Regions from separate parts of the Homo sapiens genome. Here region 2 is linked to region 1. Evidence: read pairs that join two places in POLR2A ChIA-PET (ENCODE). Cell type or tissue: A673. All regions are shown on one strand. Each heading gives the region's core, and the rest is flanking DNA. Links, peaks and the distances in the headings are about the cores only. Region 1 has its middle 28 kb from the start of GABARAPL2. Region 2 overlaps GLG1 (golgi glycoprotein 1).

Region 1 (2,920 bases), core at 421-2,920:
GGATCGTTTGAGGCCAGGAATTAAAGACCAATCTGGCCATCATAGTGAGACCCCGTCTCTATTTTTTAAAAAACAAACAAGGGGGCCGGGCGCAGTGGCTCACGCCTGTAATCCCAGCACTTTGGGAGGCCGAGGCGGGCGGATCATGAGGTCAGGAGATCGAGACCATCCTGGCTAACACGGTGAAACACCGTCTCTACTAAAAATACAAAAAATTAGCTGGGCATGGTGGTGGGCGCCTGTAGTCCCAGCTACTCAGGAGGCTGAGGCAGGAGAATGGCGTGAACCCAGGAGACGGAGCTTGCAGTGAGTCGTGATCGCACCACTGCACTCTAGCCTGGGTGACAGAGCAAGACTCTGTCTCAAAAAATAAATAAATAAATAAAATAAAATAAAAAAATAAAAAACAAAACAAAACTAGTTTCAACTTTGGAATCATACAAACATTTTACATAATTTTTTAAAAGGTATCCCTAAAAACTGAAAGTAAAATTATGTACAGATTTGGAGCAATAACTAGAGAGGAACTATTTCAAGTGACTTAAAAGACAATTGTTAGAAGCAGGGTTTCTTAACCTCAGCATGACTGACATTTTGAGCCAGATAATTATTTGTGGGGAGTGGGGGTGGGGACAGGGCAGTTGTCCTGTGCATCATGCGACGTTAGCAGCATCCAAGGCTCAGCGAGCTTCTATAATTGGCAACAACTGGCACATACTGCCATACATCATTGCTGGGAGGATTAAGTGCTGTCTGTGCGACACCACTGGGGGAGTGTTTTAAAATATAGGTTTTAGGTGGCCCGACGTGGTGGCTCATGCCTGTAATCCCAGCACTATGGAAGGCCAAGGTGGGAAGATCATTTGAGCTCAAGCATTCGAGACTAGCCTGGGCAACACAGCAAGACACCCGTCTCCAAAAAAGTAAGATAAAAAAATATAAAATATAGGTTTTATTATTATTCAAGTATGGTGAGGGCAATAGATCAGGTGACTGCCATTGACAAGAAAGCTTGTTGTACTTACAGATTCCAAAAGGGGCATGGCACGCCACAGGGAGCCACACTGGAAGCCCAGGGTCAGTGAGGAGGTAGAGGGAACGATGGGATCAAGTGGAGTAAGAGCCTTGTGATCTCCATGGGAAGGAAGGGGCAAGGCCGAGTAAACAGACTGGCGAGTTCGAATAATTTCAGCAGGCTGTGGGGCCTAGGGGCTGTCCCTAGCTTTCTGGTACCTGGCCCTGCGGTGATTAGGGCAGGTGGATATCCCAGAGTATGGGATATTGGCTCAGAGTATGAGACGTCCTGTAAAGGAGAGATTGGGGTATGGGCTCCAGATTGGTTGGTTTACATATGAAAGGAGCAGTCATAGGTGAGTCATTTACTCTCTCCAGGAATTGGCTAGCCTTGGGAGGAACAATCTCTCCACCGAGTGAGCAAGGCCCCTCCCATGTCAAAGAATCAAACACGCACGGTTCATATTGAGGGTACAACTGGAAGCTTGTGCTTGTTTTCTGCTGGACTTCGCTCACGCACCTTCTCCGTTTGCTGATTTTAATCTGTATCCTTTCACTAAAATAAACAGGAATGATGTGTATAGCAGCTTTTCAGAGTTCTGTGAATCTATCTTGTGAATCATCAAGCATGAGGGTGGTCTCAGGGACCCCTGACACGGCTGCTAGAACCATCAGGTGGAAGGTTAGTGGGGTACTTTATAATGGAAAAGACCAGACTGACACCACAGACCCCATTGCTCAGTCACAGCGTGTGGAACCACCAGATGTCACGTTCCTCTCCATATGATGCAAAACAAAGATGCAGAGTCACTCAGGAAGTACTTATGTCAGATCAACCGCACCTGAATCTAATCAAGGCTCTTTGTGTAACTGCACATTTTTAGGAAATACTGGGGAGACAGGAACCTTTAAACAACACTGGGAGGAAATGAGCAGTGAAATACAAAATGTGGGAAATTCTACAGGACAAAAAACCCACCTTTCAACACAGAAAAAAGGGTAACTGTTACAGATTTAAAGAGACAAAAGACCCCATCAATCAAATGCACAGTGTGGCTCTTATTTAGATCTTAATTTGAACAAATAAACAGTCAAAATACATTTTTGAGACAACATGGGAAAACTGAGCAGACTACATATTAGATATTAAGGATATTAATTCTGTTGGGTGAAATACGATGGTTAGGATTTGCTTTAAATGGTCAAAGAAAAAAATATTGGCGGGGACGAGGCAATAGATCAAACAAGAGCAGCAATAAAGCTGACGTTTGCTAAGTTTGAGTGGTGGTTCAGGGAGTCCACTGTGCTAGTCTATATTTGTGACTAAAAATTTCCATAACAAGTTCAAAAAAGAAAATGTATTTAAAAATTAGAAGCAGTTATCAGCCAAATATAGGTTAAGAAACATTAGTAAAATAAAAATCCTTTCACTTGCCGTTAAAAATAAAAAACAGTAAAAACACATTTTATAAATATATGAAATCTGAGAGCCTGCCAAGATTGCAGAGATGTGATTGTAAGGCACAGATGAGATTTTAAACCTGGGTTTTTAGAGATTAAAATAAAATGTAGGATGGTTTAAGCACCTACTTTTAGCTCTTGAGAAAACAGGTACAGTCCAAAGTGAAGCTGCCTTTAGTCTCTAGCCTTCATGTTTTTTTTCTAGTCTCTATTCTGAAGTCTAAATTTGTTGGTTTTTTTGGGGGGTGAAAATTTAACATAAAATTTAGGCATAAAAAACATTATCCTTTTACGTTTTAATATAAGTCTTTATCCTTTAAACTAAGATCTCATAAGAGAGAGACGCATCATCCTTTAGATAAAAGCTCCCGACAGCCCAGGTGTCCCAGCTGCTGTCATAATGTAAGATTTGGGGCCAGGCAAAAGAAACTGATTAAAGCAGAAT
Region 2 (2,920 bases), core at 316-2,815, 1.0 Mb before region 1:
CCCTAGTAGCTGGGATTACAGGCGCACGCCACCACACCTGGCTAATTATGACATTTTTAGCAGAGGCAGGGTTTCACCATGTTGGCCAGGCTGGTCTTGAACTCCTGACCTCAAGTGATCCACCGGCCTCAGCCTCCCAAAGTGCTGGGATTACAGGAGTAAGCCACGGCACCCAGCCTAAACTTTGACTTCTCTTCACTTGGTTAAATTCTATCATTCCTTCAGCTCAATCATCATCTTCTCAGGGAGACATATCCAGACTCCAATTAGCCAATGTCCAAGCATCTCTCTTTCAAAGCTCTCACCATGGCTACGTCCTCCACTCGACCATGTCTTTTAGAAGGGGGAGCTGAGGGTATCATCATCACCACATTCCCAGCACCTACAATTAAGGTGCTGGCACACAGTAAATAATATTTACCCAAAATTTGTCAAACGAATGAACAAAAGCACTGTAAATTTTTCCTAGGTAAGAAGTCCCCATCAATCCCACTTCTATCTCCTTTGCTACTAGTCTCCTTTGGCCCAAGTCTGTTTTGAGGTCTCATTGTAACAGCAGCTTTCTCAGCGCCTTCAATTTTCCTCACTTCAATTCATAGTGCCCCGAGTAATTTCCTTAACTATTTCATCATGACATTCTCCTACCCAAGAATGTTTATAGACCTCCTAGTTCCCCCGAAAACAAAACTAAGTTAATATAGACATTTCAATAGACAGCCAGCTTTGACAAGAACAGTAATGCCAGCTGCTCAGGACCCTTCCCACTAGCCATGCACGGCTTCGAAAAACATTGACTGTTTTCTTTGACTCTCCTTTATTCTCCTTGCAGACAATAATATGAACTTGGAAATGTTACTATTAATTGCATCATAAATGCCTAACATTAATTAACGAAGTTTTGTTAGCAATACATTTATAAACCATCTCTTAGGGTATCTTTCTTACAAAGCATGATTAATATTATTTATAACACTCTTACCAATTAGTTTCAGTTTCACTTTAGAAACCTATCCTTAAATCCTAGGGAGCTAAGTAAGCTATGAAGAGGCAAAGGCATAAGAATGATATAATGAACTCTGGGGACTTGGGGTAGAGGGTGGGAAGCGGTTGAGGAATAAAAAAACCACACACTGGGGGCTGGGCACGGTGGCTCACACCTGTAATCCCAGCACTTCGGGAGGCTGAGGCGGGTGGTCACAAGGTCAAGAGATCGAGACTACCCTGGCCAACATGATGAAACCCCATCTCTACTAAAAATACAAAAATTAGCTGGGTGTGGTGGTGCGCGCCTGTAGTCCCAGCTACTTGGGAGGCTGAGGCAGGAGAATCTATTGAATCTGGGAGGCAGAGGTTGCAGTGAGCTGAGATTGTGCCACTGCACTCCAGCCTGGCGACAGAGCGAGACTTGTAAAAACAAACAAACAACAAAAAAACCCCTACACACTGGGTACAGTGTACAATGCTCGAGTAATGGGTGGACCAAAATCTCAGAAATCACCACTAAAGAAAGAACTTATTCATGTAACCAAACACCACATGTTCCCCAAAAATCTATTGAAATAAAAAAAATTTTTAAAACCCTATCTTTAAATCGCAGATTCAAAAACTCTAAGTAAAATTGACCAGGCACAGTGAGTGACTCATGTCTGTAATCCCAGCACTGTGGAAGGCCAAGGCAGGCAGATCACCTGAGCTCAGGAGTTCAAGACTGGTCTGGCCAACATGGTGAAACCCCATCTCTACTAAAAATACAAAAAATTACCTGGGCGTGGTGGCACACACCTGTAGTCCCAGCTACTCGGGAGACTGAGGCACGAGAATCACTTGAACCCAGGAGGTGGAGGCTGCAGTGATCTGAGATTACAGCAGTGCACTGCAGCCTGGGCAACAGAGCGAGACTCTGTCTCAAAAAAACAAAAAAGAGGCCGGGCCTGGTGGCTCACGCCTATAATCCCAGCACTTTGGGAAGCTGAGATGGGCGGATCATGAGGTCATGAGATTGAGACCATCCTGGCTAACAGGGTGAAACCTCGTCTGTACTAAAACTACAAAAAAAATTAGCCGGGCATGGTAGTGTGCGCCTGTAGTCCCAGCTACTCAGGAGGCTGAGGCAGGAGAATGGCGTGAACTCAGGAGGCAGAGCTTGCAGTGAGCCAAGATCACGCTACTGTACTCCAGCCTGGGTGACAGAGCCTGAGACTCCGTCTCAAAAAAAAAAAAAAAAAAGGCCTCTAAGTAAAATTATGACAAATAAAGTTTAGTTATCTAAAGTAAGATTTGGCCGGATGAGGTGGCTCATGCCTGTAATCTCAACACTTTGGGAGGCCAAGGTGGGTAGACCACTTGAGGTCAGGAGTTCAAGACCAGCCTGGCCATTATGATAAAACCCTGTTCCTACTGAAAATACAAAAATTAGCCAGGTGTAGTGGCGGGTGCCTGTAATCCCAGCTACTTGGGGGGCCGAAGCAGGAGAACTGCTTGAACTCGGGAGGCAAAGGCTGTAGTGAGCCGAGATCACACCACTGCACTCTAGCCTGGACAACAGAGCAAGACTCTGTATCGGAAAAAAAAAAAAAAAACAAGAACAGGTGGTAAACAGGGTGAATCCTATGGTAAGTGAATTTCATCTCAATGAGTTAGAAAGAGCTGATAAGGAAAAAAACAAAAACAAAAACAAAGGCAAGGCCCTAGGAAACGAATGGAACCACAAGATAAAAGGAACCTGGGTCTCTGGATCACCAGATGACTGCATCACAGTCCCCCACAACTTCTCTTGTGTTCAACCACTGATATTTTTGGGTTTTTTATGGAAGTTAGTTTTGTCCTAATTAGCACATGAACTGAAAGGAAATCTTTTATCTTGTACACTGGTAAAGGGCTTATTATTAGCTCAACTCAATTACAAGACAAGTTGACCACC

Evidence for each region. ChIA-PET counts read pairs that join two places held together with the same protein. Peaks named below come from ENCODE experiments on the same cell type or tissue, not always from the same donor. Only the 100,000 strongest peaks of a DNase experiment are listed, where the experiment ranks them.
Region 2: POLR2A ChIA-PET joins it to region 1 with 13 read pairs; 1 of 35 experiments calls an interaction of 5 or more read pairs at or near these places.

The regions. Positions count from the first base shown.
Region 1 is chr16:75,592,858-75,595,777 of GRCh38, forward strand. No RefSeq gene overlaps it. Among named protein-coding and RNA genes, the nearest start is that of GABARAPL2, 28 kb to the left of the region's middle. RefSeq lists enhancers at 236-1,233, 1,234-2,230. In A673, for the core only: no CTCF peak of the experiment used is centred there; a DNase peak (open chromatin) is centred at 1,834; H3K27ac peaks cover 2,281 bases.
Region 2 is chr16:74,583,502-74,586,421 of GRCh38, forward strand. The region is part of intron 1 of GLG1 (golgi glycoprotein 1); the gene reads right to left. Among named protein-coding and RNA genes, the nearest start is that of GLG1, 22 kb to the right of the region's middle. In A673, for the core only: no CTCF peak of the experiment used is centred there; no DNase peak of the experiment used is centred there; H3K27ac peaks cover 1,492 bases.